Regions from separate parts of the Mus musculus genome. Here region 1 is linked to region 2. Evidence: chromatin loops called from intact Hi-C (ENCODE). Cell type or tissue: left cerebral cortex. All regions are shown on one strand. Links, peaks and the distances in the headings refer to the core of each region. The heading gives the core; the rest is flanking DNA. Region 1 has its middle 93 kb from the start of 1810046K07Rik. Region 2 has its middle 180 kb from the start of 1810046K07Rik.

Region 1 (16,894 bases), core at 4,787-12,786, 87 kb after region 2:
CACTGTGTTTCTCAGTCTGGCTGCCCTGCTTCACTTAGCCTTGGTTCTATTTCTGGCTTCTAATACACAGCTTTGGATGATTTGTGAGACAAATGAGACAAATTCATTCCCATCATAGCCCTCTCGCCCTTTCTATTCTTGTGCAAACCCTGCCTGTTTCCTTGTCTTTCATGTGTCATTCAGTACTTCCTTCTAGAAAATTCTCCTGGTCACCCAGACCAAATGTACACTGACCCACAGCCCCAACATTGTCACATCAACCTGTCTTGTCTTATTTTAGCATTTGACCTGCAGTGGGCTCATACTACAAATGCCAGTACAGATGTTCTGTGCAATAAATAACTATTGGATGAAAAAAAAAAAGTGGGGCAATGTATTGGTTTGTTTTTGCTGAAATGATGTTGTGCAACCATGCATCAAAAACCTTGATGCCTTCAACCAAGAATCTTTATTACCTCGGGATGTGTAGAAGTCAAATTAAATTGAAGTTGCTATTGGGTGAGCTCAATGGGAGTTGGATCCAGCCCTATGCTTCCTTCTCTCCCACTCCATGTGTTTCCCAGTGTTCCTGGACATTTAAAGCACAAAAGAAGAGGCAAGGCCCTGGGAAGTCAAGGGATGAGATCAAATGTGTTAGAGGAAGATGGACCTTGGGAAAGAAATACCCTGCCCAAAGGTGAAAGCATAGGCATGTGTGTATCTGGTGTGTGCTCTTCTCTCCACCCTGGTGCAGCAGAGGCATGTCATGCTTCTTGAAGGCTGAACAGGAAAGGACACGCACTTACTTCTGTGTGCTTTCTGTCAGTCAAAGAAAACCACACGACTGAGATTCATCTCAGTGGGATGAGCGAGAAAGCATATCCTTTCCACTCTTGCTTTGATGGTAACACTGAATTGAAAACACGTATGCAGATAGAAATGTCCAGATTACTGCAGCTGAACAAACAAACGTCAATGAATATCTATAAAGAATTTAATCTGCTGGAGATACAGCTCAGTGGTAGAGTGTTTTTGTCTAGCATGCATAAGGCCCAGAGGTCAATCCCCAACCCATCAACAAGAAAAAGAACTGAATCTTGTGCAATCATTGTTCAAATGAAAAAAAAAAGCAGATCTACACAGAGAAAGGAGAATGAAAAGACACTCTAGAGTTATATGGCAGACAGGTGGCTGAACAAATCAATGCAATGGAATGAGGGAAAGAGGGTTCAATAGGGAGTTAGACATTTAAAGCATAAGAGGCAAGGCCCTTGGGAAGTCAAGGGATGAGATCAAATGTGTTAGTAGAAGGTAGGCCTTGGGAAAGAAATTCCTGCCCAGAGGTGAAAGCATGGGTATGTGTTTAGACAGGCTTCCAGGTTGTAAAGGGGGCAAAAATGAAGGAGGAGGAGGAGGAGGAGGAGGAGGAGGGAAGAAGGAAAAGGAGAAGGAGAAGGAGAAGGAGAAGGAGAAGGAGAAGGAGAAGGAGAAGGAGAAGGAGAAGGAGAAGGAGAAGGAGAAGGAGAAGGAGAAGAAGAAGAAGAAGAAGAAGAAGAAGAAGAAGAAGAAGAAGAAGAAGAAGAAGAAGAAGAAGAAGAAGAACAAGAAGAAGAACAAGAAGAAGAACAAGAAGAAGAACAAGAAGAAGAACAAGAAGAAGAGCAAGAAGAAGAGCAAGAAGAAGAGCAAGAAGAAGAAGAAGAAGAAGAAGAAGAAGAAGAAGAAGAAGAAGAAGAAGAAGAAGAAGAAGAAGAAGAAGAACAAGAAGAACAAGAAGAAGAACAAGAAGAAGAACAAGAAGAACAAGAAGAACAAGAAGAACAAGAAGAACAAGAAGAACAAGAACAAGAAGAACAAGAAGAAGAAGAACAAAAAGAACAAGAAGAACAAGAAGAACAAGAAGAACAAGAAGAACAAGAACAAGAAGAAGAAGAAGAAGAAGAAGAAGAAGAAGAAGAAGAAGAAGAAGAAGAAGAAGAACAAGAAGAAGAAGAAGAAGAACAAGAAGAAGAAGAAGAAGAACAAGAAGAAGAAGAAGAAGAAGAAGAAGAAGAAGAAGAAGAAGAACAAGAACAAGAACAAGAAGAACAAGAAGAACAAGAAGAAGAAGAAGAAGAACAAGAAGAACAAGAAGAAGAACAAGAAGAAGAACAAGAAGACGACGACGACAACACTCAACTGATTGTTCTAAACATCAGGACCAACCATAGTCAGATTCAGGGATGACATGGTAGGTAGTATGTTCCCAGACCTCTGGGCCAGCTAGCTGCTCTACCCAGCAACACCAAGGAAGGTTTGCTGTCTGTAATCACCTGACTATGCCTAATACAAAGTAAGCATGTGTTTCTATACATCTGGTAGAATGACTTTAGTCTTTCGGGGATGTGAGAGCTCTGAAGGCTCCTAGGATGTGGTGGTTTGTATATCCTTGGCCCAGGGAGTGGCAATATTAGAAGGGGTGGCCTTGTTGGAATAGGTGTGCCACTGTGGGTGTGGGCTTTAAGACCCTCTTTCTAGCTGCCTGGAAGCCAATATTCTGCTAGCAGCCTTCAGATGAAGATATAGAACTCTCAGCTCCTCTTGTACCATGTCTGCGTAGATGCTGGATTGTTTCTGCCTTCATGATAATGGACTGAACCTCTGAACCTGTAGACCAGCTTCAAATATATGCTGTCCCTTATAAAACTTGCCTTAGTCATGATGTCTGTTCACAGCAGTAAAACCCTAAATAAGACATAGGGTTATATAGGTGGCCTCAGATACACGTGGTGAAGGTTTGGCAAAGTATCTGAGGGAAATAACATCACTGGAGATCTGGTCCAATGGCGCTGGCTGGACTGAGAGAAAGCAGTCAATTGGAAGGAGCTCCACCCATTTGACTGAAGAGAATTCCCCTACGCTGCTCCATTCGGCTACCTATGGGCTATTCATTTGAGAATTATGAGAGGCAAGTGTCATGCCTAGTTCCAAACAGATTATGCTCTGATCCGTGCATACTCTGCATGGGTTAGTGACTAGAGAGAGCTTTGCTGCCATCCAGAACTTAAAGCTAAAAAACTGAGGCATGGATTCATGCAAATGTAACCTTTCCATCTCATTTGCCTGAACCAAATGTCACTGCCATTTAGTTTCCTAATAAATTGTACCCATAGACTGTGTTTAAATGCAAAGTTTAATGTAGTCAATAAAATACAGGCATCAAAAAGCAGAATGTAAATATCACTCCTCCTTTGGTACCTCACTGAGAGATAAATGTCATTTGCCTTGAAATAATATTGTCACAGAAGCTTTTTTGAAGAGTTTTAGCTCCAATATCCCAACAAGATCACTGACGACCTCATCTTTATACTTATTACAGTAAATAAAAAACAGAGAGACGAACCTTTATTGAAGCTGATTAAATACTAAAGCATCAAAGTGGCAGGATGATGATGCAACTCAGAACTTTGCCCTGGGTTGGGAAATTCATTTGCTGAAGACCCAGAAGAAATGACTAGCAAAACAGAAATGAATCCGAAATCCTCGACTTCCATTCCAAGATCATTCCATTGCCCCAGTCTGTTTCCTTAGCCATGCTTGGCCAGATGATCAAACTGGGGAGGATCTCAGAAAAATAACAGCATTGAAGGGCTCTCCACACTATCATTCTGTACTGCCTATGATGAGCAGAACCTCTGAGGGGAAGAGAAGATCCACTATAGATGAACTAACAAAGTCATGGTCAAACACAAGCCCTTTGTGGAAAGCAGTGTGGCCAACAGAGCCAGGATACCTTGGGCCATTCAAGGATATATACTATCTAGAACCTTGGATGGTTAGGATAACTGTAAATAAACTGAAAGTGCTGTTTATTTTTTTTTAAATATATATCTTTTTGAAACATCGTGAAATCTTTGACATAGCCACTATGAGAAGAAAATCTGCTATTCCAACTCATCTTTCAGGATTTAAATCGGGATTTAATGATAATGGATTATTTCATGATCTGGACCCCATCTTCTACAAGCCACCTAAACACATCAACTGCAACATCAGAATGCATGCTAATTCTGATTGCCTTTCCTTCCATGGTGACTTCCCACATTTTCAGTACATCGTGCTCCAGTTTTTAGGAAAGCTCAGATCTTGGCCAGGGTACTTTGTGGTTCCTGTTACAAATACTACTGCACATTAAGAATGGGAACAAAACACCCATAGAAAGAGTTACAGAGACAAAATTTGGAGTTGTGACGAAAGGATAGACCATCTAGTGACTGCCATATGCAGGGATCCATCCCATAATCTGCTTCCAAATGCTGACACCATTGCATACACTAGCAAGATTTCCCTGAAAGGACCCAGTTATAGCTCTCTCTTGTGAGACTATGCCGGGGCCTAGCAAACACAGAAGTGGATGATCACAGTCAGCTATTGGATGGGTCACACGCCCCTAATGGAGGAGCTAGAGAAATTACCCAAGGAGCTAAAGGGAACTGCAACCCTATAGGTGGAACAACAATATGAACTAACCAGTACCCGGGAGCTCTTGTCTTTAGCTGCATATGTATCAAAAGATGGCCTAGTCGGCCATCACTGCAAAGAGAGGCCCATTGGACTTGCAAACTTTATATGCCCCAGTACAGGGGAACGCCAGGGCCAAAAAGGGGCAGTGGGTGGGTAGGGGATTGGGGGGTGGGTATGGGGGACCTTTGGGATAGCATTGAAAATGTAAATGAGGAAAATACCTAATTAAAAAAAACTGAAAAAAAAGAATGGATGTAAAATAATTGAGAACTTCAGAATATCTACTCTGAAAAATCATGCCCCCTTATAGTGTCTCTGTCTCTCTCTGTCTCTGTCTCTCTGTCTCTCTGTCTCTCTCTCTCTCACACACACACACACACACACACACACACTATTTTCTTAAGTTTGGTTTCTCAAAAAAAAAATTGTTTCATTGGGCTAGGAAAAATGGCTCAGTGGGGTAAAGTCCTTGCGGCACAAGCACAGGGACCTGGGTTTGTACCCAGCACACATTTAAAGCTAGATGTCATGAAACACAACTACAACCCCAGTGTTCGTGAGGCAGATAGATGGATCCCAGGGTCTTTCTAACCAGCTAGTCTAGCATCAAGCTTCAGGTTCACTGAGAAACTTTATCTCAAAAGAGGAGGAAAGCACTGGAATATAACACCAGATATCAACCTCTGACTACACACACACACACTGACACACACACATACAAAAAGACCACTGCCTTACACACACACACAACCACTGACTTACCTACCTACACACACAAAGACCACTCACTGACTTACACACACACAACCACTGACCTACACACACACACACACACACACACACACACACACACACACACAGAGTTTGGTATTTATAGAAATTCTTTACATGATTGTCATGTTTTGAAAAATCATTGACTACAGCAAAGATGTTGAAGAAAATCAAAAACCTTGTAGATTATCTAAGCATGAGCGCGGGCTTAGGGAACACAAGTCAGAAAAGCATGGAACTGTGAATTCTGGAACGGACCCCCTGGTATAGGCTAGGAAGAGGCTGGGGCAGAGCCAAATCTAGACCTAATTTCTAGGTGAGCTGAAAAAGCAGCTTGATGCGGAAGTGACTGCTCCTCAAGCACAACTGGGTGCTCCCAGGGGGGAAAGGGTGACAGGAAGCTCAGACTCCAGATGGGAAAGTCTGGATGCTGTGTCAGCAAAGACTGGCCAGTGGCTCCCGTGCAGGGCTCTTACCATTGCCTGATACCAACAGAGAAATCCTAGGCACCTAACTTGGCATGAGTTTCCCACTACCACCACAGGGTCTCAGAGCATCTGGTGGCTTAGCCTAGAACCAGATCATGGCAGATGAAAGAAACGTGGAAAAAATAAGGAGACTCCTTCAACGGAAAGGTAAGCCTTCAGTTAAAGATTAGTGACAGCCTGCTAGGGTCCCAGGCAACTTGATACAAATGAAAACAGACTAAGTAGAGACTAATTGTAGCCAGTAAACTAGGATGGAGATGTATCACAAGTGTCAGCCTCCATCAAGACAAGCCTCATCACTTACAGCCCAGGACTCAAATCCAGGGGAGTAAGACAGTAAGTACCTCAATAGCCCAGACTGTGCCCTATGATCTCTGTAGCTGGAGGCTCTGTGTACAGTGCTTCCTGTGCTCTAGATACTGAGGTTGCATGGCTTGAATGGTGCATTCCACCAGACAGAAAGCTCTTCTTTACTGTCAACCAGCTCTGCCTCCTAAGGCCAAGGTGTCATGTATGAGATGGCAGTGATCCCTCAGATCTTACAGTTTATGATGCCATGATTATATCATCTTGGGAAAGTGAACTCTACTCTTCTGTCTATAAAATTAACAGTGTAACTAGGTTAGAATCCTCTTTATTATGTTTGAGACCTTTTAAATGTCATAATTTGATGCAGACATTAAAACCACTATTGAGTGATGTTTCTGAATTCAATTAAGCATTCAAACCCTTGGAGGACGGGATTCTGCCATGGGAAGCCTGAGCAGATCTGTTAAGTCAGCAGCAGTGGGTATCAAGATTTCTGCACTTTTGCATGTAAAGCCTATTACGTTCCCCTTTGTTATCATATTAGGTAACACTTCGGCATTTACCATGTGTCTGACACTTTGCATGTACTCTGCAGGCCTTCATTTGCTCCATTCTTAACACCACCATTTGAGCTAGAGAATATTACATCCGTTGACAGCTCAGGTATTGACAGGTAAGAGCAAAGCCAAGGCTTGAGGTCACAGCTATCAATGGCCAACTCACATCTGCAGACCTCCAAAGCCTTCCACCACCCCCAGCCCTTCCGCAAACCAATTAAGACTTTTTAAACCCCCGGGGCAAAATTTCCTAAGAAATTTGATTTAAAAGAAAAATATCTGGTCATTTGGGGACACCATCTATAAAATTGTATTTCTAATTCAGAAAGAAGACGCGGAGGATGGTATGCACTGCTAACCATGGTAAGCAATCTGTTCAGTCCCCGTGGCATAAAGTCTGACTTTTTTTCCTTCTATCTGCTTTTATGCTTAAAGGAATTAAAATGTCAGGAATCATGCATCCCCAGTGGATGGCAGAGATATAAATAACTCCCACGCCACTTTGCACAGATGCAATAGCTAAATTGAGACCAGGAAAGACAGAGACAAGTGTAACAACACACTGATGATGTATCTATTTTTAAGAAAAACTGTTAAATTAGAAAGAGTGCTCAATGTTAAAAAAAAAATCCTTCAGAGGAAATAACTGGACACAATTCTAAGAGACTCAAAGGCAAGCCGGAGCCAGAGTGAATGAGCAATCCACATTCCAGAAGGGGCTGAGGGAATTGGTTCTCAGATTTAAACAAAAGTATGAACATTTTTAAGGTATAAAGGCAAAGAAAAAATTTTAGCCTTAAAGAGCTTAAAAGATTACTTGGAACCAAGAAAAATATTTCTGAAACAATAAAAACTATATATGTTAAATGAAACAACTGCTAATAAATAACCTCTTCAAAAATATGTTGTTTATTGATCTTTAAGGGAATTTATACTTAAAACCAAGATACAAATAGTTGTTGCAAATGGATTCTACTTAATTTATTTATTATGTATTTTATACCACTCCACCTCATTAATCCAATTCCTGAGTATTTATCCTAACATAATATAAAAAGAGCCAGTCACTGAGAGACCTTGGGACAGTCGGTCCTAAATGGTTGTCTCCTTCATCAAACCCCTCCCATCAGGGCTTTGGAACCTATTCAGAAGAGGAGACAGAAAGACTGTAAAATCTGGAGAGAATAGATGCTACCACAGCAACTGTTTTCCAGACACAGCAGACCTGGTGCTCACGTGAGCTCACAGACTGTGGAAGCACACAGGAGGCCCACATAGGTTCAAGCCAGACAGGATCCTGGGGCTGAGGGGGTGGAGTGCTTAGAGGATCCCAGCCATAGCCAAGAGGCGATCTGTAGTTGACACCTGCTTGCAGAGGAAAAGTTAGTTTTCTCTAACAGTCTCACTGGGTATACAGCCCACACTTGGGAAAGGGTAGGCCCCACTCCTAGCCATAGATGGCCAATACAAAATGTACTCAATGGTATTTTTGAAGACCTTTGTTTCATGCTGTTTTGTTTGAGCTTTTTTTTAACCTTCCTGGTCTTTTGCTTGTATATTATATGTGTTCTCTCTCTCTCTCTCTCTCTCTCTCTCTCTCTCTCTCTCTCTCTCTCTCTCTCTCTCCCTCCCTCCCTCCCTCTCTCCCTCCCTCCCTCCCTCCATTGCTCCCTCCCTCTCCCTATTTCTCCTTCTCTGTGTGTATGTGTGTGGTGTATTTCTTGTCTTTTTTCTGTTTCTTTATTCTGGTTTGGTTATATTGGTGTTATATATGAAAAATTTTGCAATTAAAGAAACTATCAGTCACAACAAATATGCAATAAAACATTACTTGAACAGCAATTTCCTAAAAAGGAATGAAAATACAGGAAAGTAGAAATCTACCAAAGCAGCCATTGTCTGGTAACTTTGCTAATACTATATTAACAGTAATAATCTAGATACTCTCTTTATAATAAGAAGATGAGCACAAAGAGTTTAAGTTACCTGACAAAGATTAATCTCTCAATAATAGAGGATCAAAGTATATCCTGAAGGACATGAAGTAGAAAGGTGTTAGTTAACAAGTACACCATTGTTAGTGTAATAGCATAATAGGGAAAAACATATTAGTTTTGTATAGCAATTAAAATAAATTTTTCTTAAGAATCTTAATTCTTCTTAAGAATCTTAAGAAGGGAAAGTGCATAAGATTAAGTATTTACGTGTGTGTGTGTGTGTGTGTGTGTGTGTGTGTGTCTGTGTGTGTGTGTGTCTGTGTGTGTGTGTGTCTATGTGCACACGCACATAACTGCCTCTAGTCTATAATTAAATGTGTGAAATTATACTTACAAATGGGCAGTAACTGGACATGAGGGAAGCACATATTTATTATAGGTAGTGACTTTGCTTAATTAGAAAATATTTTGCTGTTACTCTATTCATTGGAGACATACTTATTGAGGGCCTATGCTGACACACAAAATAAAAGCATGTCTTTGTAGAGACAATATTCTAATAAAAGAGATAAATAATAATACACATATTACATGGACCTGACTAATGACAATGCTATGAAGAAAAACAAAGGTGTGTGGGGGGGGGGCTACACTTTTAGAAACAATGGCCAAGGAAAGTCTCCCTGATGAATGGTATCACTGGAGCCAAAAGGAGTGAAGTCTGACAGTTATGGGAGACTGTCAGACTGGAGAGGCATGCAGGCCTACACCCTGTAAATGCAATGGCTCTCAACCTGAAGGTCATGACCCCTTTGGGAGTCAAATGACCATTTCGTATGGGTCACCTACCACCATCAGAAAACACAAATATTTACAATATGTTTCATAACAGCAGCAATTTTACAGTTATGTAGCAGCAACGAAATAATTTCATGGTTGGGGGTCAGCACAACACAAGGAAGCACTGGGAAGGTTGAAAACCACTGCTCTAATGGGTTGCTGCATGGGTGTGGAAGTGTGTGTAGACATGTTAGGCTAAAATGGGGTAAGAAAGAGAGGCCCATTGATCTTGCAAACTTTATATGCCTCAGTACAGGGGAACGCCAGGGCCAAGAAGTGGGAGTGAGTGGGTAGGGGAGTTGGGGGTAGGGTATGGGGGACTTTTGGGATAGCATTGGAAATATAAATGAAGAAAGTACCTAATTTTTTTAAAAAGTTAAAAAAATTAAAGAAAAAAAAAAAGAAAAGCTGAAAAAGCATGCCCATAATAAGCAAAGGCACAGAAAAGGACACTGTTACATCCTTCTGCAGTGTTTAAAAGCAGGACAATACATGGATAATGAGTTATGTGAGTATCATCTTAGAGACCTCCAGAACTCAACACAGTCTCTTTCTTACTTGCCAAGTAGGAACGATAGTAACAGTAGCATCAGTTGGTTCTGTAGCATTGTGAAGATGCATAGATCACAGAGCAGTGCATCCAAACACCCAGGTTGGGATCCTCTGAACCTGTTGCCACACCACAAAGGGAAAGAAGCTGCAGATAGAGGATAACAAAATCTCTTAAAGATGGAGTGGTTGGGGGAGAAGAGAGAGAGAAGGAGGGTGGGAGGGAGGGAGAGAGAGGAAGGGAGGGAGGGAGAGAGGGAGAGAGAGAGAGAGGGAGAGAGAGAGAGGGAGAGAGAGGGGGGGAGAGAGAGAGGGAGAGAGAGAGAGACTGACTGACTAGTTTAGGCTTTAAAGACAGACGAAGAACATGAGCCAAGTAATAGGAGCCACTTTTGGAAGGTAGAGAAGGCAAAGGAACATTCTTTTCTAGAAGGCCCAGAAAATAAAATAAAAACAAGATGTATCCCTTGATTTTGATCTACTCAACCGTGTTGGGCTCCTGAACTAAAGAACAATCAAGATAATAAAGTGTTGTAATGCACCACACCCATGACTATTTCCCAGAGCAACAGTGGATAATAAATAGAAAAGAACCAGGTCAGTCCCAATGAGTAAAATACTTAGGACAGAACCTGGCATGTTAATCAGCCCAAAAGCTCTTATGTTACAAAGGCGATGTCTCCTCACATATCTTCTGATACTTATTTAAGTAGGAAAAGGGAGATGCCACCATAGGTTGACAGCATGCCATGTAAGCACAAGAACCTGAACTGAACCACCAGAACCCATGAACAAAGTCAGGTGTGGGGGATACACTTGTAATCCCAGTGCTGGGTGGTGGAAACAGGAGAATTTGAGGATGTGCTGGCCAGCAAGCCTACACTTGGTGAACATCAGGTCAATGAGAGAACCTGCTTCAAAACACAAGGTAGACAGCAACCTTGAGAAATAACACATGAGGATCTCCAGCCTTCACGCTCACACACATACACACACATGTTTACCATTGGGTACATATATGTACACACATAAATGCATACCAACAACATGAAATTTTGCCTTTAAAAATAAGCAGGGAAGGATACTAGAAGGGAGATAGCCTTATCATGAGTGTCATCGATGCAGAGGAAGATTTCAATTACAGAAAAACAAAAGAATCAGAATGTCAAACAGGAATAATGAACACACACATTTATATACACAGGCATGTGCATAGACTTTTTATGTCTAAGTTACATTCTTTAGTTGCTAACAAAACACAAGTGGCTGGGGACTGGACTAGATTAAAAGACATTTCATTTTAGATGTGATTTACAGTCTATGAGGAAAACCATGGATCCATCAAGAATCCAGATGTGGGTCAGTAATCTAAGCCATGGAGGCCAGTAAGCTCCTTTACGGACGAGGACCATAAAAGCTTGGAATTTCACTCGCAGTAAAAGTCTCTAGGAATTTGCGAATTTCATTTTCATTCCAACAGAAAGTGACAAATCAAACTGCACCAAGTCCACAGAAAGCACCCCGCCTTCCATTCTTGGCCCCACCAGGTCTCTAGGGCACTTAAAAATTTCAATTCCTTCCAAACACTTCCCAAGCATCTCCCATATGGATGGCCAGACCCCATGTAAGTAGCATTGAACTTGCAGACTGTACATAATCCAAAACATTCATACTTGAAAAAAGGTACAGTTTCATTATTTTACAAGATTGGAACATTTGTTGCACATGCTCCAATCCTTCATTCAAAAATATTTATTGAATGACCTTCTGAATATACTGAGGAGTGTTGCATGTATCCTTGAATGGTTTTGAAGTAAAGGTATGGGGAATTTGGTCAATTTCTTGCTTTACTACTTTGGGATTAGCTTCCAATTCCTCCTCATTTAGATACTTGGCAAATAAGTGACAATAGTCCTGATTTCTGAGGAATTATAGAGCAAGATGCTTGTCAAGTTAGATGTTAAGAAGATGTTTTGTCATCTTCTGATTTCATGTTTATTCTTATTTAAGTGGTGTGTTAAAAGGAAACCTCCCTCACCCCTGATATCTGCTTCCCATCCACACTGCCCAGAAACTGCCCCTGCCCTCCTTGCTCTGGTGTCATTGTAATTGTTGTTGTTGTTTCTGCCATTCACTTCCACATTTCTAAATAGTTTATTTTAAACTGCTTATTTATACACTTTTGAATTTTACACTGTCTATTGTAGTGTTTCTCAACCTGTAGGTCATGACCAATTTGGGGGTTGAATAATATTTTTCACCATGGGCAAATATCAGCTATTCCATATATCAGATATTTATATTATGATTCATAACACTAGCAAAATTACAGTTATGAAGTAGCAATGGAAATCATTTTATGGTCTGGGGTCACTACAACATCAGGAACTGTATTAAAGGATCGCAGCAATAGGAAGTCTGAGAACCACTACTCTATTGATTACTTCTATGTAAGATTTGAATTTAATTCTTATGTCCTCACTTTCTGCCCCCCCATGGTCACTTCCTGTCCCCCCAAGGTCACTTCCTGTCCCCTGATGGTCACGTCCATATGCCTCGAACTCTCATAAACACATATAAGCATTTCCTAGTATCCACAGGGAATAGGTTCCCGCATCCCCAAAACTCTGAGTCTTGCAGATGGTCAAGTACATTTTAAACTTTCTTTCTTTCTTTTCTTTTCTTTCTTTCTTTCTTTCTTTCTTTCTTTCTTTCTTTCTTTCTTTCTTTCTTTCTGATATTTTCTTTATTTACAGTTCAAATGTTATCCCCTGTCCCAGTTTCCCCCCTTGGAATCCCCCTATTCTGTCCCCGCTACCCCTGCTCCTATAAGGAGATTCCCCAATCCACCCACTCCTGCCTCCCTGCCTTTGCATTCCCCTACACTGGGGCATGGAGCCTTCACAGGGCCAAGGACCCCTTCTCCCATTGGTGCTAGACAAGGCTATTTTCTGCCACATATGCAGCTGGAGCCATGGGTCCCTCCATGTGTACTTGTTGGTTGGTGGTTTATTCCCTAGGAGGTCTGTGGAGTCTGGTTGGCTGATATTGTTGTTCCTCCTATGGGGTTGCAAACCCCTTCAGCTCCTTCAGTCCTTTCTCTAAGTTCTCCCTTAGGGACCCCATTGGGGACCCCATGCTCAGTTCAGTGGTTGGCTGTGAGCATCTGTCCCTGTATTTGTCAGGCTCTGGCAGAGTCTCTCCGGATACAACCAATCAGGCTCCTGTCAGCATACATTTCTTGGCATCCACAATAGTGTTTGCATTTGGTAACTGTAAATGGAATGGATCCCCAGGTGGGACAGTCTCTGGATGGTCTTTCCCTCAGTCTCTGCTCCACACATTGTCTTCATGCTTGCTCCTGTGAGTATTTTGTTCCCCCTTTTAAGAAGGACTAAAGCTCCCACACTTTGGTCTTCCTTCTTCTTGAGCTTCATGTGGTCTGTGAATTGTATCTTGGGTATTCAAGCTTTTGGACTAATATCCACTTATCAGTGAGTGCATATCATGTGTGTTCTTTTGTGATTGAGTCACCTCACTCAGAATGATATTTTCTAGTTCCATCCACTTGCCTAAGAATTTCATTAATTCATTGTTTTTAATAGCTGAGTAGTATTCCATTGTGTATCCATTTTCAGTATTCCATTTTCTGTATCCATTCCTCTGTTGAAGGACATCTGGGTTCTTTCCAGCTTCTGGCTATTATAAATAAGGCTTCTATGAACATAGTGAAGTATGTATCCTTATTATACATTGGAGCATCATTTGGGTATATGCTCAGGAGTGGTATAGCTGGGTCCTCCATTAAGACTATGTCCAATTTTCTGAGGAACTGATTTCCAGAGTGGTTGTACAAGCTTGTAATCCCACCAACAATGAAGGAGTATTTCTCTTTCTCCACATCCTCACCAGCATCTACTGTCATCTGAGCTTATGATATTAGCCATTCTGGCTGGTGTGAGGTGGAATCTCAGGGTTATTTTGATTTGCATTTCCCTGATGACTAAGGATGTTGAACATTTCTTTAGGTACTTCTTGGCCATTCAATATTCCTCAGTTGAAAATTCCTTGTTTAGCTCTGTTTCCCAATTTTCATAGGGTTATTTGGTTCTCTGGAATCTAACTTCTTGAGTTCTTTGTATATATTGGATATTAGCCCTCTATCAGAATTAGTGTTGGTAAAAATATTTTCCCAATCTGTTGGTTGCCATTTTAACCTATTGACAGTGTCCTTTGCCTTACAGAACCTTTGCAATGTTGAGGTCCCATTTGTCAATTCTTGATCTTAGAGCATAAGTTATTGGCATTCTGTTCTGGAATTTTCCCCCTGTACCCATGTGCTCGAGGCTCTTCCCCACTTTCTTTTCTATTAGTTTCAATGTGTCTGGTTTTATGTGAAAGTCCTTGATCCACTTGGACTTGAGCTTTGTACAAGGAGATAAGAATGGATCAATTTGCATTTTTCTACATGCTGACCACCAGTTGAACCAGCACCATTTGTTGGAAATTCTGTCTTTTTTCGACTGGATGGTGTTAGCTCCTTTGTCAAAGATCAAGTGACCATAGGTGTGAAGGTTCATTTCTGGGTCTTCAGTGCTATTCCACTGATCTTCCTGCCTGTCTCTGTACCAATACCATGTAGTTTTTATCACTGTTGCTCTGTAAGATAGCTTGAGGTCAGGGATGTTGATTCCCCCAGGATGTTATTCTTGAGAATAGTTTTTGATATCCTGGGCTTTTTGTTATTCCTAATGAATTTGCAAATTGTTCTTTCTAACTCTAGGTCAAGTACATTTTATAAAATAGCATAGTATTTCAATATAACCTATATACATCCCTACCTCATACTTCAAGTCCTGTCAGAATAACCATGCAAATATTCACCTTACAGTGTTATTTAGAGAATAGTGGCAAGAAGAACTTCAGTGTATTTTCATTATAGATACAACTAGTTTCAAAGGGTTTTTGATTCCCATGATGCTCACAGTGCAGATGCAGAATCCACAGAAACCAAGGATCCACTGCAAGCTTGTCTTCTGCTAGTTTTCACTCTGCTATGTGGATCAACGTTTATTACTTAGATTTTTAAAGACAGATTTAAGATGTGTGTGCATGTGTGTATATGTAACGCATACACACATGAACACACATTTGAGTGTAGTACCCACAGAGTCCAAAAAAGGATGCCATATTCCCTGGTGCCAGGCTTACAGGTTTGTTCTAACAGTGACTGGAAAACAAACTTCAGTCCTTTCAAAAGCCAGAAGCACTTTTAAACCCCAATCCATCTCTCCAGGCCCTTTGTTTCATTTATGATCGCATAAAACAACTCAGTGTGTATAGTTCAATATAGTATAATTTGGTTTTTAATGGTTATTTGATGGAATTACTGATTTCCTTGTTGAATCCAGTTGTTGGGCTCATTGTATAACTGTTGCTCATCTCCAACTCTAACAGCTAAGTTCCACTACAGCAGGAAGCCCATGTGTGTTTTCTTTCATTCCATTTTGTCTGGCAGACTCAGGAGTTCCCCCCTTATCTTGCTCCTATGGAAAATACTTCATTTTCAAGACAATTTACTTCTCTTTTTGGATGATGCCCTGAATTTAAATAAATACATCCTTCAAATGCCTCATGAAAGTGATATTCAAGCACTACGTTAAGAATTTGTAATTCCTAAGGTATCTTTCTCTTATCTTCATGCTTGCTTGCTTAGTTTGGCTGGGTATAGAATCCTAGCTTACAAATTGAAGGAATTAAAACATACTATTCTGGTGTGCTGATGATTAACATTGAGGAAACTTGAAAAGAACAGAATCAAAAGATCACTTTGATATCACTGTCTCAAATGCAAGACAGTGAAAACTCTGTGTGAAGATATGGTATCTTTCTTAAGGGAGAGAAGTTAAGGCCAATTCTACATAAATCTTATTACAATAGATCTTATCTTTTAAGCCTTCAACATAGTTTAGTTGCCTCTTCAAAGCAACTATTCTTATTCTAGTTTATCTTATTCTAGTTTAGAATGTAGTTATAATTTCCTTAGATCATAAATTAATATGCAATTCTTATGTCAATTCATTTCTTTAGATACCCTACAACCCTAAACAAATATATCACTTTTTAGCTGTCTGTTGTTTTCTAAAGTGTTATTCTGACTTCTGATCATTTCCATGCAACTAACTGATTGTTACTTTGATGCATCCCCAAAGTTCATGTGCTGAAAACTTAATCATTTAACTCAATAGTGTTAGAAGTGGGGTCATATGGATGATAGGGTAATAAGAATTCTATAATGGATTGATGTTACTACAAGACAGTATTGGTTATCACAGAACATATTCAAGGACTTCAGTCCCTACTTGGTCATGTACTTTCATGCCCTGTTGACCTTCTGCCATGAAGTGATAAAGTATGACATTCTCTCATATTTCTAGATTTACCAGCCAAATAAACACTGACTATTTATTGACTAGCTAGTCTCAGGTATCCTCACACAGCATCACAAAAATGTGTCAAGTTGTAATAGTTTGTCTTTCTCTCTAGAGACATTTTTCTTCATCTTTGATATCCTAAAATACTTAATATTTTCTTCGTTTGAGCTCACATTTTTTTATGTCCTATTTTGTTGTCCAATAGGGAAGCTTTGAGAATTCATGACTATAGTTCTGGGAAATATTTTGTTTTGCTTTGTTTTTTAGTGTGCTCTTAATCATGTTTTCTTTATGTCCTTCTTAGAACTTCTATTATTACCTATGATATCATATCAACTACCCATCCATATTCTTGTATTTACTCTTCTCCCCAACACACACAATTTTAGGAGAAATACTCTGAAATATTTCTGAGAGTCACTGCCCAAGCTTCTCATTCTAACAGTGTTTAATTTGTGCTATTATTTTTAATACCTAAGAGGTTTATTGTAACTTAGTCCTTCTGAGCAGGTTTTTCTTTAATTCTG
Region 2 (16,894 bases), core at 3,382-11,381:
GATAGCTTGAGTTTACATCAAGCTGATAAAAAAATTAACCAGGGCAGAAGACATTTGATTTTAGATCTAGTATATTTTTCCTGAGGTAAGAAATAATTCTTTGTGGAAATATGCCAAGCTGGACATAATTCCTCTCCAAGCTTTGGGTAGTCATATATTTTGTACTGACTGCAGGCTTACAAACACTTTTGCTAAGTTGATTTTCTGACTATCCTTTCTATTGTGATGCAAATGCATTTAGATGAGGAAAATGTCTTAGAGTTTTTTATTGCTGCAACAAAACATCATAGCCAAAAAGTAAGTTGGGGAAGAGTTTTTTCAGTTGACACTTTCACATTGCTGTTTGTAGTGGTTTGAATACACTTGGCCCAGGGAGTGGTTGTACAAGCTTGCAATCCCACCAGCAATGGAGGAGTGTACCTCTTTCTCCACATCCTCGCCAGCATCTGCTGTCACCTGAATTTTTGATCTTAGCCATTCTGACTGGTGTGAGGTGGAATCTCAGGGTTGTTTTGATTTGCATTTCCCTGATGATTAAGGATGTTGAACATTTTTTCAAGTGCTTCTCAGCCCTTTGGTATTCCTCAGTTCAGAATTCTTTGTTTAGCACTGTAGCCCATTTTTAATGGGGTTATTTGAATTTCTGGAGTCAGCTTCTTGAGCTCTTTGTATATATTGGATATTAGTCTCCTATCAGATTTAGGATTGGTAAAAATCCTTTCCCAATCTTTTTCTGGCCTTTTTGTCTTATTGACACTATCTTTTGCCTTACAGAAGCTCTGTAATTTTATGAGGTCCCATTTGTTGATTATTAATCTTACAGCACAAGCCATTGCTGTTCTGTTCAGGAATTTTTCCCCTGTGCCCATATCTTTGAGGCTTTTCCCCACTTTCTCCTCTATAAATTTCAGTGTCTCTGGTTTTCTGTGGAGGTGTTTGATCCACTTAAACTTGAACTTTGTACAAGGAGATAAGAATGGATTAATTTGCATTCTTCTACATGATAACCACCAGTTATGCCAGCACCATTTATTGAAAATGCTATCATTTTTTTCCACTGGATGGTTTTAGCTCCCTTGTCAAAGATGAAGTGACCATGGGTGTGTGGGTTCATTTCTGGGTCTTCAATTCTATTCCATTGATCTACCTGTCTGTCGCTATACCATAACCATGCAGTTTTTATCACAATCACTCTGTAGTACAGCTTGAGGTCAGGCATGGTGATTCCCCAAAAGGTTCTTTTATTGTTGAGAATAGTTTTTGCTATCCTAGGTTCTTTGTTGTTCCAAATGAATTTGCAAATTGCCCTTTCTAACTCAGTGAAGAATTGAGTTGGAAGTTTGATGGGGATTGCATTGAATCTGTAGATTGCTTTCAGCAGGATAGCCATTTTGACTATATTAATCCTGCCAATCCATGAGAATGGGAGATCTTTCTATCTTCTGAGATCTTCTTCAATTTCTTTCTACAGAGACTTGAAGTTATTGTCATACAGATCTTTCACGTCTTTAGTTAGAGTCACACCAAGGTATTTTATATTTTTTGTGACTATTGTGAAGGGTGTTGTTTTGCAAATTTCTTTCTCAGCCTGTTTATCCTTTGTGTAGAGAAAGGACACTGATTTGTTTGAGTTAATTTTATTTTTTTTTTAATTTTTTATTAGGTATTTTCCTCATTTACATTTCCAATGCTATACCAAAAGTCCCCCATATCCTCCCCCCCACACCCCTACCCACCCACTCCCACTTTTTGGCCCTGGCGTTTCCCTATACTGGGACATATAAAGTTTGACTTAATTTTATATCCAGCTACTTCACTGAAGCTGTTTATCAGGTTTAGGAGTTCTCTGGTGGAATTGTTGGGGTAACATATATACTATCATATCATCTGCAAATAGTGATATTTTGACTTCTGCCTTTCCAATTTGTGTCCTCTTGATCTCCTTTTGTTGTCTAATTGCTCTGGCTAGGACTTCAAGTACTATATTGAATAGGTAGGGAGAAAGTGGGCAGCCTTGTATAGTCCTTGATTTTAGTGGGATTGCTTTGAGTTTCTCTCCATTTACTTTGATGATGGCTACTGGTTTGCTGTATATTGCTTTTATTATGATTAGGTATAGGCCTTGAATTCCTGATCTTTCCATGACTTTTATCATGAAGGGGTGTTGGATTTTGTCAAATGCTTTCTGAGCATCTAATGAGATGATCATGTGATTTTTGTCTTTGAGTTTGTTTATATAGTGGATTACGTTGATGGATTTCCATATATTAAACTGTCCCTGCATCCCTGGGATGAAACCTATTTGGTCATGATGGGTGATTGTTTTGATGTGTACTTGGATTCGGTTGCAAGGATTTTATTGAGTACTTTTGCATTGATACTCATAAAGGAAATTGGTCTGAAGTTCTCTTTCTTTGTTGGATCTTCGTGTTGTTTATGTATCAGAGTAATTGTGGCTTCATAGAATGAATTGGGTAGAGTACCTTCTGTTTCTATTTTGGGGAATATTTTGAGGAGAGTTGGAATTAGGACTTCTTTGAAGGTCTGATAGAACTCTGCACTAAACCCATCTGGTCCTGGGCTTCTTTTGGTTGGGAGACTATTAATGACTGCTTCTATTTCTTTAGGGGAAATGGGACTGTTAAGATCATTAATCTGATCCTGATTTAACTTTGGTACATGGTATCTGTCTAGGAAGTTGTCCATTTCATCCAGGTTTTCCAGTTTTGTTGAGTATAGCCTTTTGTAGTAGGATCTGATGATGTTTTGGATTTCCTCAGGTTCTGTTATGTCTCCTTTTTCATTTCTGAAATTGTTAATTAGGATACTGTCCCTGTGCCCTCTAGTTAATCTGGCTAAGGGTTTATCTACCTTGTTGATTTTTCTCAAAGAACCAGCTCCTGGTTTGGTTGATTCTTTGAATAGTTCTTTTTGTTTCCACTTAGTTGATTTCAGCCCTAAGTTTGATTATTTCCTGCCATCTACTCCTCTTCTGTGAATTTGCTTCCTTTCATTCTAGACCTTCTATGTGTGCTGTCAGGTTGCTAGTGTATGCTTTCTCTAGTTTCTTTTTGGAGGTACTCAGGGCTATGTGTTTTCCTCTTAGGACTGCTTTCATTGTGTCCCATAAGTTTGGGTATGTTGTGGCTTCATTTTCATTAAACTCTAAAAAGTCTTTCATTTCTTTCTTTATTTCTTCCTTGACCAAGGTATCAATGAGTAGAGTGTTGTGCAGTTTCCACATGAATGTTGGCTTTAGATTATTTATGCTGTTACTTATGTTATTTATGCCTTAGTCTGTGGTGATCTGATAGGATACATGGGATAATTTCAATATTTTCGTATCTGTTGAGGACTGTTTTATGACCAATTATATGGTCAGTTTTGGAGGAGGTACCATGAGGTGCTGAGAAGAAGGTATATCCTTTTGTTTTAGGATAAAATATTCCATAGAGATCTGTTAAATCCATTTGTTTCATAACTTCTGTTAGTGTCCAGATGTCGCTGTTTAGTTTCTGTTTCCAGAATCTGTCCATTGGTGAGAGTGGGGTGTTGAAGTCTTCCACTATTATTGTGTGAGGTGCAATGTGTGCTTTGAACGTGGCTGCCCTTGCATTTGGAGCATAGATATTCAGAATTGAAAGTTCCTCTTGGTAGATTTTACCTTTGGTGATTATGAAGTGCTCCTCCTTGTCTTTTTTTATAACCTTGGGTTTGAAGTCAATTTTATTCAATATTAGAATGGCTACTCCAGCTTGTTTCTTCATACCATTTGCTTGGAAAATTGTTTTCCAGCCTTTTACTCTGAGGTAATGTCTGTCTTTGTCCCTGAGGTGAGTTTCCTGCAAGCAGCAAAATGTTGGGTCCTGTTTGTGGATCCAGTCTATTAGTCTATGTCTTTTTATTGGGGAATTGAATAATTGATGTTAAGAGAAATTAAAGAAAAGTAATTATTGCTTCCTGTTATTTTTGTTGTTAAAGTTGGGCTTCTGTTCTTGTGGCTATCTTCTTTTAGGTTTGTTGAAGGATTATTTTCTTGCTTTTCTAGGGTGTAGTTTCCATCTTTTTGTTGGTGTTTTCCCTTTATTATCCTTTGAAGGGCTGGATTTGTGGAAAGATATTGTGTGAATTTGGTTTTGTCATGGAATACTTTGGTTTCTCTATCTATGGTAATTGAAAGTTTTACTGGCTATAGTAGCCTTGGCTGGCATTTGTGATCTCTTAGTATCTGTATAACATCTGTCCAGGATCTTCTGGCTTTCATAGTCTCTGGTGAGAAGTCTGGAGTAATTCTAATAGGCCTGCCTTTATATGTTACTTGACCTTTTTCCCTTACTGCTTTTAATATTCTGTCTTTATTTAGTGCATTTGTTGTTCTGATTATTATGTGTCGGGAGGAATTTCTTTTCTGTTCCAGTCTATTTGGAGTTCTGTAGGCTTCTTGTATGTTCATGGCCATCTCTTTCTTTAGGTATGGAAAGTTTTCTTCTGTAATTTTGTTTAAGATATTTGCTGGCCCTTTAAGTTGAAAAATCTTCATTCTCATCAACTCCTATTATCCGTAGGTTTGGTCTTCTCATTGTGTCCTGGATATCCTGGATGTTTTGAGTTAGGATCTCTTTGCATTTTGCATTTTCTTTGATTGTTGTGCCCATGTTCTCTATGGAATCTTCTGCATCTGAGATTCTCTCTTCCATCTCTTGTATTCTGTTGCTGATGCTCACATCTATGGTTCCTGATTTCTTTCCTAGGGTTTCTATTTCTAGAGTTGTCTCCCTTTGTGTTTTCTTCATTTTTTTTCTACTTCCATTTTTTGATCTTGGATGGTTTTGTTCAATTTCATCACCTGTTTGGTTGCGTTTTTCTATAGTTCTTTAAGGGATTTTTGAGTTTCCTCTTTAAGGACTTCCACCTGTTTAGCTGTGTTCTCCTGTATTTCTTTAAATGAGTTATTAATGCCCTTCTTAAAATCCTCTACCACCATCATGAGATGAGTCTTGCTTTTTGGGTGTGTTGGGGTATCTAGCACTCGCTGTGGTGGGCATACTGGGTTCTGATGATGCCCAGTGTTCTTGGTTTCTGTTAGCAATATTCTTATGTTTGCCTTTCGCCATCTGGTAATCTCTGGTGTTAGATTTTCTAGCTGTCTCTTGCTGGAGCTTGTTCCTCCTGTGATTCTGTTAGCACTTCTGGGAGTCCAACTCTCACCTGAGTCCCAGTGATCAGACCACTCTCTGCAGGCAAGCTCTCTCTTGCAGGGAAGGTGTCCAGAAGTCTGGAGCTCTGATCCACTTCCTGAGTCCTGGGATCAGAGCCCTCCCTGGAGGCCAACTCTCCTCTGGCAAGGAAGGTGCCCTGGGGTCTGGGTCTCAGCTCTGCCTCCTGGCTGAGGATGAAGGCCCAAAGGGACCCTGTCCAAGAAGCTCTGTTGCTTCAGCCGTCCACATGCTCTCAAGTGATCCCAAGGTCCTTGGTGTGCTAGGGGGCCTAAGGTGTGGAGACTCCTCTGGGGACCTTGGACCCTCCACCGGGTTTGCATTGAAGATGGCTGGAGGCTGGCCCAGACCGGAATGAATCCCAACCTCTGGTCGGGCAGAGTTCCTTTGTCCCTGTTCCTGCTGGCACAAGACCCTCCTCAATTCTTTGGAGCTGATGTTGTGTTCCACTCACCGGTGATCCAGAGGTGATCCGAGGTCCTGCAGCATGGAGAGTCCTCTGGGGTTCTTGGCAGCCTCCTCTGGGTTCAGGCAGAAGATGGCGGGAATGACCAGGATCTTAGAAATAACAGTTTGCTGGATAGAGATGGTGCTTCTCAACCATCTGTTTGATGAACAAATGATTGATCTGTTCATTGGTTTTCATAAGTATCACTAGCCATCAATAATCAATGGTTTACAGGTATTTTGAAGTTGTAGTTGCATCACTAACACACATCTTATAAAACTTACCTGAAGCAACTTTAAAAGGAAAGTTTACACACCTTAAGATTTACAGTCACTCCTTCATGCTGTTACAAAACTTTTCCAGTAGTATTTTTAAGGAAGTTGCCATGTGCTAGACTGTATACCTACACACTGGATATTCGTGGTATAGAAAAACATAGTACTTGAAAACAACGTAATGAAGTGACAAGACTCAACTTCAATAAAAAATGCTCAGAACTTATGACCATAAGTCCTGGGAAAGCCACCTACAAAGAGTCAGACAAATCCCCAACTTCTTCCAATGTCACATAGTGAATTCTTACTACAGCCTATACACTGGAATGGAGTCTTGAATTTTCTTCTAATTCAAGTGGAGTGTGATTACGGACAGAGTAGAAGAGTCTGATGTCTGAGTTATCATACGAAGGCTAAGTGTATAGGATGCCTGTGAGAAGCTATTGTGGACATGAGAATAGAAATAAAAATAAACAAGAAAAATCAGGTGTGATGGAGGAAAAGACAAGAGCTTGTCTTTAGGGACAGCTGGTCCTGGGTTCGAGCCTATTTGAAGGCTATGCTGCAGCGTGTGTGAGTAATTCATCTCTTGCTCTTACCTTTCTCACTTACAAATGTAAGCATCCGCTCCCTCTTACAGTTATTGCAAGGAATATAACAGGAATATGTACATAGCACCTAGACTCATTAGTGTACAACTGCAGTCGTGGCTATTCAGAGGCTGAAACAGGAAGGTTCATAGCTCAGTGGCAATGTTGGGAAAGCATCTCTCAAAAACAAACCAGAAAACTGAGCCTAAAGGACCTTGGTATAGCACCAAGACTTGTTCAGTGACTGGTTATCATTGTGAGATTCTTGACCCAAACTATCACCTTTCCCATGCTAAGTCAAGTACATTAGCTTGGCAGACTGTTTCTAAAGACATTGACTTCATCATTGAGTCATCCAGAACTGGACAAATCATTGCTCATATATGAGTAGGATGTGCAGTTTTATGTTCTATTTTCTTTAATTTGTTTTAGTCTACATATTAAAAAAAGCTAGGTGGATACTTCTAGAATCATCTCTTGCTCCCCCAACCCCTGTATATTTTGTTACTATTGTTTATCATACCTTACTTTCATTAGTCTCTCTCAGTATCTAAGCTCTCTGCTCACCACTCCATAGCACATACTAAAATACACACACACACACACATGCACACGTAGACATACATACATTGTACATATCATACATGTTGACATATACACAGATACTCATATGTACTTACATTCATATATATGGACATGAATACACCTCATACACACATACATACACACATATAGATATAATTACACAGAGAGACATACACACATATACTTCTGTATTTTCATTTCCCTATTCTCTCTAGACAATCCCATCACTAAATTATGAGTCTGTAGTTGAGTCACATATTTAGTTGAAATCAATGAAGCATAAAACTCCCCTTAGACAGAAAACAAGCATCCCCGTCTCCTGAAGGGAAACCCCGCTCCTTTCATTGAGGGCATATGGGGAAGAAGAGCACAGACAGACAACCAGCACTTCAGTTGTATTACCTCAGAAACCTGAAGTGAAGAAGCAGCATTTACCAAATTACATAATTGTGTGAAAGCCAAAGAGTCAAAAACATCCAAGACTCACAGTCTGAGTAACTACTGCTCCTCACAGAAATGACCACAGAAGCTCAATGGACTGCATAGTATATTTTTTCCCAATATTCAAAACTTAGGCTATGGTCTCAAGGCATATAGCTTTCGTGAATCCTATACATGCTACTCTAGGTTTGTGTGTGTGTGTGTGTGTACATGTGTGTGCACATGCATGCATATGTGTATACATGTGTATGCGCACCTCATGCATGTGTGCAATGTGCCACAGAGACAGAACAGAGACAGGCTGTTACAGGAAGGGCACACAGCGCCTTGTGGCAACTGGATATAGTCAGGGAACTTAGAGTTAACACCCTTACTGTCAGCAGTCATATGGGAGCCCAGCCTTATTCTCAGCATTCCTAGTCTGTCATCAGTCTGCCTCACATACTCAGTGCAGTTCAGGGTCTGTTTCTCATTTAATTCTGTTCCATACATAGCACAAGTCTGAGGCATGCCCATGTTTTGCTGTTGGGGAATGAGGGTAGGTACTCTCGCCCATCACCCATAGGGGAGATAGGGAGCTGGGAAGGTAATGACCAGCTTCATGGCAAAAACCACACAGACACAACCTCACAAAGTGACATTTAATCCCCCAACTCATGAGGGACAGCACAGCCTCACATTAGCTGGCTTTCTCTGTTTCCCCCTCACAGCCAAACATATGTTCTCTGTGGACTCAACCCAGCCCATCTGAACTGGTTGCTATTTCTGTAAGAAGTGGGAGGGGGAGGTAAAATTTTCATATTTCTGTCCTCATGTGAAGCTATAAATATTCACCCACAGAAAGCCACGGGGTCTCATTTGCATGGATGATACATTAAGACCAGTTATGCTTCTGTGAGTGGAAACATCTCTCATCAACTACCCAGGTCTCAGGTGGGCTCTAGGTTCAGCCAGCTCTGCAACATGACATTGCATGACCTTGAGGACTGTATAATTCACAACCAATTTCCCATTTCGCTTATCCCCCTCCCTGACTGTTACTGTTCACCTGGCATCCATCAATACTTTCATTCAATCAGGACATTTGGTGCATTTCTTTAGAAATATTTCACTACCTTGTCTCATTTGCATGGGCCGCTTTTACCCATTATGCAATTTTAAAGTTTCATGATCATGTACCACTATCCCCTTGCATACACCCTTAATGTTCGTACCCCTCACCTTTGAAATGCTTGCCTAGCTAAGCTAACTGGTACACTAATTATAGCTACCTCTTGGCCTATGAGGGGAAAAACATATTGCCTTACTGATTAATCTAAACCTATGAGTACCATCTTCAAAAGGGCCTTCGATATTGTCCTACAGCCATCTATGCACCCCTATACTCTCTGACTTCCCATCTGATCAAGTCATCCTTCTGCTCTCTTCAAGCCTCCCTGAACCTCCCTCCCCGCAAACACCAACACACACACACACACACACACACACACACACACACACACACATGAAATGATGGCTAATCTTTGTTGTAAACTTGACATACACAGGAAAAGGGAACCTCAATTGTGGAATTATCTCCATCAGACTAGCACTGTGGGCAATGCCATCCTTACACTGGTGTGACTGAGCTGTATCAGAGAGGTAGCTGAGCAAGCCAATAAACAGCTTTTCTCTATAACCTCTGCTTCAGTTCCTACTTTGGCTTCCCTTGATGATGGAGTGTAACTTGTCAGCCAAATAAACCCTTCTCTCCCTAGATGCTTTTGACCAGAGCTTTATCACCTCAACGGAGAAGCAAACTAGATGCCCAGTCTCCATCTCAGTTACTGGCCTTGCTTATGACTCTCCTAAGTAAAATGGGCTCAATAAGAGAATTCCCACCACCTCCTACCTCTCCCTCCTTCCAGCTGTGTATCTCCTTTCTGTGTTTCTGTGCATGGGGATGAACTCTTTCTGCGCTGAGTGCTTTCCTTCTGGCCTCCATCCAGTCCCATCCCAGTATGCTCTTATCCTAAGGTTTTTAGAAACCCTATGTTCTAGGTATCCCCCAACTTTCCTATACTTCACCCATCTCTTTAAAGGTACATTTTATAAAGCAATCATAAATTCTAAATAATTTCTTCATATTTTTTCTGAACATACTTTGGTCAAGAATTTGTTCCAATTAAAGCAATCTTATCAAGTCTACACATATCACCAGACAGCTAAATGCAGTGGTCAGTATTCAATAGGTTTGTGGGTGTGTGTATGGATGACTTTAAGCCTCACTTTCTTCACATATAAACTGAGACAGTGGTGCCTACCTCTGAAATTGACTGTGAAGACTGATACTACAAGAAAAAGATTTAGCAGGAGTGCTAGGTTGCAAACAGCGCTAAGAGATTTAAGCACATTCGGAGTAAATATCTACAAACACTCTGAAGCTGCCTTAGTGTTGACTCTTAAAAGAAAGGTGTGATCACACCAGGTAACCATGCCTTGCTTTTATGCAAAGACTGCTTCCCAGTCTTTTGAAGAAAGGGTCTGTATTTTCCATTGCTAGATATCAAACATTGCACACTGATAGATGAGAATCTTTACTGTGTTTTATTTATACTGTAGAGTAATTAAATGAGTGGCTAGACACCTTTATAGAAGAGGTTTTTAGCACATTGAGCTTGTTTTTTAAATACAGCATGTGTGCAGCCATTAGGAAATAATTGCTATCTCATTGAGAGAAAGGTGAGGATGAAGTGAGTGCTATGATGTGGTGGTTTGAATATGCTTGGCCTAGGGAGTGGCACTATTTATTAGGTGTGCCCTTGTTGGAGTAGGTGTGGCCTTGCTGGAGGATGGATGTCATTGTGGATGTTGGCTTTGAAGCCCTCCTCCTAGCTGCCTAGAAGGCAGTCTACTCCTGTTTGCCTTCAGAACAAGATGTAGAACTCTCAGCTCCTCCTGTACAATGCTTGTCTGGACACTGCCATGCCCCTGCCTTGATTATAATGGACTAAACCTCTGAACCTATAAGCCAGCCCCAGTTAAATATCATCCTTATGAGAGTTGATTTGGTCATGGTGTCTCTCCACAGCAATGGCAATCCTAATACATATGGCTATCTGGTTAGAGGGATTGAAAAGATGGGCTTACTGAGCCATTCTAATAGGCAACAAGCTCTGCCATGGAAAACATGGTAGAACAGCATTTCTCAACCTGAGGGTCATGACTCCTTTGATAGTTGCCTATCAGATATACTGCGTATCAGATATTTACATTATGATCCATATAATAGCAAATTACAGTTATGAAATAGCAACGATACATTATGGTTGGTAGTCACCATAACATAAGAAGTTGTATTAAAGGGTCTCAGCATTAGAAAGGTTGAGAGACACTGCTTAGAAGATTCAGAAAAAATTCCCACCATACTTTGTATTATACATTCCTGAAACCTCAGGTGCAGTTTGGCAGTGTGAACTGGAAAACTTTGAAAACTGTCCTTGGATATAGTTGTTCCTTCATAAGAATTTTTAATAATAAATAATGTTTTGAAATTTTATTTATTTTATATATCTTAGTACACTGTCTTCAGACACACACAGAGAAGAGGTCATTGGATCTCATTACAGATGGTTGTAGGCCACCACATGGTTTCTGGGAATTGAACTCAGGACCTCTGGAAGAGCAGTCAGTGCTCTTAACCACTGAGCCATCATTCTAGCCCCTCATTCATAAGAATTTAATCAAAGGAAGAAAACATAGATACAGAAACAGACTTAGGAGCAAAAAGAGTTGCTATGATGTGGTTCACCATATTAAAAACAAATAAAACAGAAAAATCTAAATGTCCACTATGGAGAAATTAAACACAATTTTATAATGTTATTTAATACATCCAGTCATTAAAACATGTTACATATTTCTAAACATTGGAATGTGCCCAAATGCATTCATAAATGAAAAAACAAAAACCCTCAGGTTACAATATAGTATATAGAAGTGACATATTTTTACAGATTTATAAGAAAGAGACTGTAATGATTTTCATTTCTTTGCATTTATATTTTATTCTCCTAAAAGTATGAATTATTTTTCTAAGAAAAGTTAATTATACAAAGCAAAGGTTTTGTTGTTATTGTTGTCACTATAGAAAATATCAGCCTCTTATGTTTGTCTTGGTCCCAACCAAATATAAAAAGAGAGAAGTGAAGAGTTATACGTCCCTAGTTGTTGTGGAAGTGCAAATCAAAACTACATGGGGGAAATTTGTCATTTCACTCCTGTCAGCATGAGAGAAGTCAGGGGAAAGGAATATTATATAATGCTGATCACCATGGAAACTAGTGAAGCCACCAAGACGTTCAAACTAGAACCACATACTACAACCATATTCCACCCTGGGTATGCTCCAAAAGGAATCTAAGCCAGCATGCTACAGAGCCACCTGTTGATCCATGTTTACTCTGTCACTATTCACTACAGTCTAATCATGCCATCAGCCTCAGTGTCCCTGAGCAAGTGAATAAACCAAGCAAATGTGATGTCTGTGTACAATTGAGTTTTATGCAGCTATAAAAATGAAATTATATTAATTGCATAAAAATGGTTAGAATTAAGACAGTGAAGTAAGCCAGGTCCAGAAAAACAAATATTGAATGCTTCCTCTAAAATATGGAAGCAAATTAAGCAAATTATACTCACACCCACACACACACACACACACACACACACACACACACACAGCATGAAAATTGAAGGAAGACTATTTAGGAAGAGGAAGGGGAAGGGACAGAGGGAGATGGGAGAGAGAAATGAATGTAGTCGATGTATAAGATATTCTTGAACAAGAACATCATTATGAAACCCAATGCTTTGTAAAACTAGTACAAACTCATGAAACTTTTCAATGGAGTTACACATGAGCTAATGAGCCAACAGCATGCAGAAAATGATTAGGAATGTTATAGACCTAAGGTGAAGCATTTTTAGACTCTGTACAAGTGACCAGCCACAGTAGGACTCTTATTACCATAGCCCTCATTGAGTTTTGCATGTATTAAAGAAAAAACAATAGGCAACTGTTATATAAGTATGAGGATCACTACATGAATTTTCACGCATAACAGGAGTATATAAAAGGATTTAGTCGTGATGAAGAATATAAAGTCTTTTCTGGATAAATTATTTCTCAGCCAATATATAAAGAGTGAGCAAATTTGGCCACATATACAAGAAGGGAGAGAATTCAGGGCAGAGGGTCAGTATGAACAAAGGTCAAGTCAATATTAAGACAAAGCACATTTAAAACACTGAAAGAAAACACTAGCACTGAAATCATGAGGACAAGTGCAAGGGAAAGGCCAGCCTCCTGTAGTCAGGTCTCAGTTAAGTCTCAGAATTAGCAATGAGAATTCTAGAAGGCTCCACTGGGAACCGTGGTGGAAGATCACTACCAGAACTCAAATGAATAACTGAAGAAGTCTAACCTAGACAATCTGTGGGCAGTTCAGGGCTCTTGGGGATGTGGGCCTGGCAAAATATTCTAACGTATTCATAACTACAGCCAATAGACACTGGAGTGGGATCCAGGCATTTGCTGCATCCTTCTTGTGTATTTCCTACTGAACACTGTCTTCCACTTTTTAAAATCTGAGCAATTATTGCCATAACTTGACAGATGAGGAAGTTGAGGCTTGGAGGGGTTTTCTAAGGTAGAAAAACTTGTGAACAACAGAGTGTAAGTTTAACCCTAGGAGAGTTCATTCCAACCTGAGTGAAGAGAGAGAGAGAAAAGGGAACAGAAATCCCCTTGGCCATCTTCTGCACATGGACAAGGTTCCATTTCTTTAGCTTTTATGAGGTAAGATAAATGCAAGGTGAATTCAAGCACTCACTCCAAGGAACTGCTGAGGAAACAGAACTCAGCATTCTGAAGACATCCGTGTCCTGTCTGGGCTGTTCTCTACACACAGGCTGTGGAATTTGGGTGAGAAGTCACTCTGCCTCCATTGTCTCTGCTCCTGGCCTTTCTTGGAACACAGTCATGGCCCAGGGGTCTATGGTGAGGTTGTTTGTCTCTAGTCTGTTTCCAGGTACCACTTTAGAGGTCCTGACACCATCATAATCTCTCCCAGAGCCTGCAATCTCCTTTTCATCCCTTGATCCTCTGTATCCCTGGTCTGAAGAAAAATATCTTCTCCTTGTCTTCCAAGAGCTCCTCTTTAGCTCTTGGACCCTGGTAGGCTAAGTGTATTCACGATTTGGAGGAGGAAAATACTTGAAATAATTAACTCCATGTCAGATCAGAAGCAGCTCAGCTCCTACATAATTCTCAAAGAGCACATCTTTACTGCTTTCTTGGAGCCCCCTTGGTATAAATTTCATTCCCCTTGCTGTACTTTCTAGAAACATCTGCATACCTGGTCTTTTGCTCAAAAATTTCAGGTTTCAGGTTTCAGATGCATGGGAGGGACACCCTAGACCCAAGCTTGGGCAGATTCTACCTTTCTGATTCCTCATACAACTCATCTAAAGAAAACTACCAGTGGTCTGACTAGACACTGGTTTGTTGCAGACCCCCAGATGTACAATAGAATCATAGCCCAGCTGTGAGTATGCACTGCACCAGGACTCAGCAGACTCATCCAAGTGCTACCTCAAGCCCTACCTGTGTAAACTCAGGCTGGTCCCTTGTGGAGAAGTTTACTCTGAGTAGTCACAGAAGGAGCTAGGTAGAATGCAGGACTCAGCAAAGACTGTTTGACGTCATGAGGCCAGAATGATTCCGGAGGAAGGATAGTAAGCCTGATGTGTAAATGAGCCTTAGGCAAAAAATGAGCCTAAGGGGCTTTGGTTAAGGTTGGGTGAGGAAAGTCTGAGAGTTCCAGCCCAGAAGGGCTCATGTCTTAGAGGAACAGGGATTTGTAAGCTGAGAACAGGATGGACTCTAGAGACAGGAACTTTATCCTTCTACCTATCTTGACTCAGAAACCAGTCACACAAGCCACTCTAGTATATAACCAACTTTCCTCAAGTCTGGGGGAAGATAGATGGGACAGAAAGCACCTACATCATGAAGAGCATGTTGCCCATTGCTTCAGGACATTTTAAGGCCCCTTTAACCCTATCTGATATACTTTCCCTCTATCCATACTGCTTCCTTCTCTGTCTCTTCTCTTTATTGTCTACTATCACTTTCTCCTTCTGTCCTTCATTTTTTTTTAAAGTTTTTCCAATACATTTCTGACTCCATTCCTCAGATCAGCCCCTTTTTCTAAACCTGCATCTGTGCAGATGTGCCCCCTCACTCACAATCTCTAGGCCCATCCATCCCTGTATTGGAGCCTGTAAACATGCATCTCAGAATGAGGGGTCATTTATGGACCAGGACTTGCATCTTCCATTGACTACAACTGTATCTTTTGGCAGTAATAGGTCATCTCTTTTACAGTGTGGGGGTTGTCTTAGGCAACTATAAAGTAGAACAACTATCAGAGCTTTTCAACTATTAACCATCAAAACCAAAGAAGCAAGACTTTCATTTGCAGAATTCATTATCTTCCATCCTGAGAACATGTGAGGGCATTCCTTGGTGAAAGTTTCTGGGAGACAATGATAACTTGACAAATGCTACAGTTATTTAGGTAATAGTGTCAGCAGTTCTCTGGAGTAAAGGATATGATAGCACAAAAGCCCCAGAGAAGTTAGCCTCAGAACATGGAAATATGTGTCTGGTCATTTATCCCTATATTTTAGAGTCTAATACTGCTGATCTCATTGAGCAAAGGATTTGGGCAGCCTGTGTATTGCACAGTGGGTATGCAGTAAACCACACAGAGAAATGAAGAGATGGACACACTTGGAGCAATCCTGGTTCTATGATACAACGACTTAGTAACTAAGCAAAATGAAAGGATGTAGCTACTCCTTAGGGATGTGGGCAGTCTGCATCTTCCACAGCACAGAGAGAACGAGCATTGTGCAGGGCAGTATCAGGAAAGTTAGACTATTAGATACATTTGTGTTTGACATTTCCTTCAAACATGTCTGGACAGCTTCAGGCTTGAAAAAACATATATTAAGCTGAGCCTTCAGTGGTTCCAAATGGTGGTGATATTTATCTTGGATTGACTTTCAAAAGCTTAATGAAAACTCATGTATCCTAAAATAGGGCAACCTGCTTATAGTGTTGATTGGTTTATTTTCCCTCTCTCTAGAATCCAAACATCTCTTCTTGGTCTCATTCTTCTCAAATTGTCATGGAAGTACCAGATTTGAAATCAAATACTAGACTAGTCAGTGTAGTCTTTGGTCTAGAGTTAGCCAGTCTAGAGTCATTGACAAGGTGATCTTGGACAAGGTCTTTCCTGAGAAGAAAGGCAAAATGGGCCTGGATGATGGAGATACTGTGGGGATCAAGAGGAGTATGTGCAGAACTCTAGGTATGAGGAGGCTCCGGGAAGTGCTACCTCTTCCAGATGAACAAATAATGAAGAAATCAGTTACCATTTATCAGTCTTTCCAACTAGCACTGCAGCAATGGTGCGTGTGAAATGAGGCTGGAACAGGAAAAGGCAGAGCATCCCTGTGTGAGTGGGGAGGTTATGTGTATGTAGTGAGACAAGTCAGCAAGTGGAGGTCAGATGGTATAGGATAACCTGGAGGCTGAGTTGAGAAATGGGAGTCTTAACATCATCACTCAGTATCTGTTACTATTGCTATGAACAAAAACAGCTACCTGTTGCTAAGGGAGTACAGTCTGCCTGGCAGAGCACACAGCATTCTTGTTTCACATCAGGGTCCATGACTCTATGAGGTGATGACAATTAACCCTGAGTTATAATTTAAAAACCAGACACAGAGTTTGTAAGAAACATAGCAAAATTGCATGTGAATAATTTTTCAGGCTGTAGCTCATATGCAGGTGCACATCTGACACCCAAGATTGTGCCATCATGTTAGTCTTGGTCTCTGAATGGATGAAAAAAAGGATTCCTCATTCCAGGTCACTAACTGGGGAGCAGTGGCTCCATCGGGATGACCATCACTGCTTCTTATTTGTTTACAGGGCTGGCTGGACCCACCCTGGACCCTGACCAGATACCAGCATTACTCCATACACACAAACATGCATGCACACACAGAGAACACTGGAACACCAAATGCCACTCTTGTTTGGATTACATTAAAATTCTGTTTCAGCTCTTAGTCGTGATATAGTTGCCAGGTCTTTCCCAAAGATCTACAGTGTGACTGATGACCTCTTTGTGCCTGAGTCTTTTTAATCTACTGAAGAAAAAAATACTAATACATAATCAAGAGGAGTATAAATAAGCAGGAGCAGCAAGAGACTACTGAACA

The links. Peaks named below come from ENCODE experiments on the same cell type or tissue, not always from the same donor. Only the 100,000 strongest peaks of a DNase experiment are listed, where the experiment ranks them.
Region 1: it touches region 2 in a loop (13-fold over the local background); 2 of 42 quality-filtered maps call a loop at or near these places.

Annotation. Positions count from the first base shown.
Region 1 is chr9:51,413,727-51,430,620 of GRCm38, reverse strand. No RefSeq gene overlaps it. Among named protein-coding and RNA genes, the nearest start is that of 1810046K07Rik, 93 kb to the right of the region's middle. In left cerebral cortex, for the core only: no CTCF peak of the experiment used is centred there; DNase peaks (open chromatin) are centred at 5,778, 6,156, 7,079 and 7,853; H3K27ac peaks cover 1,193 bases.
Region 2 is chr9:51,498,886-51,515,779 of GRCm38, reverse strand. No RefSeq gene overlaps it. Among named protein-coding and RNA genes, the nearest start is that of 1810046K07Rik, 180 kb to the right of the region's middle. In left cerebral cortex, for the core only: no CTCF peak of the experiment used is centred there; DNase peaks (open chromatin) are centred at 8,004 and 8,291; H3K27ac peaks cover 705 bases.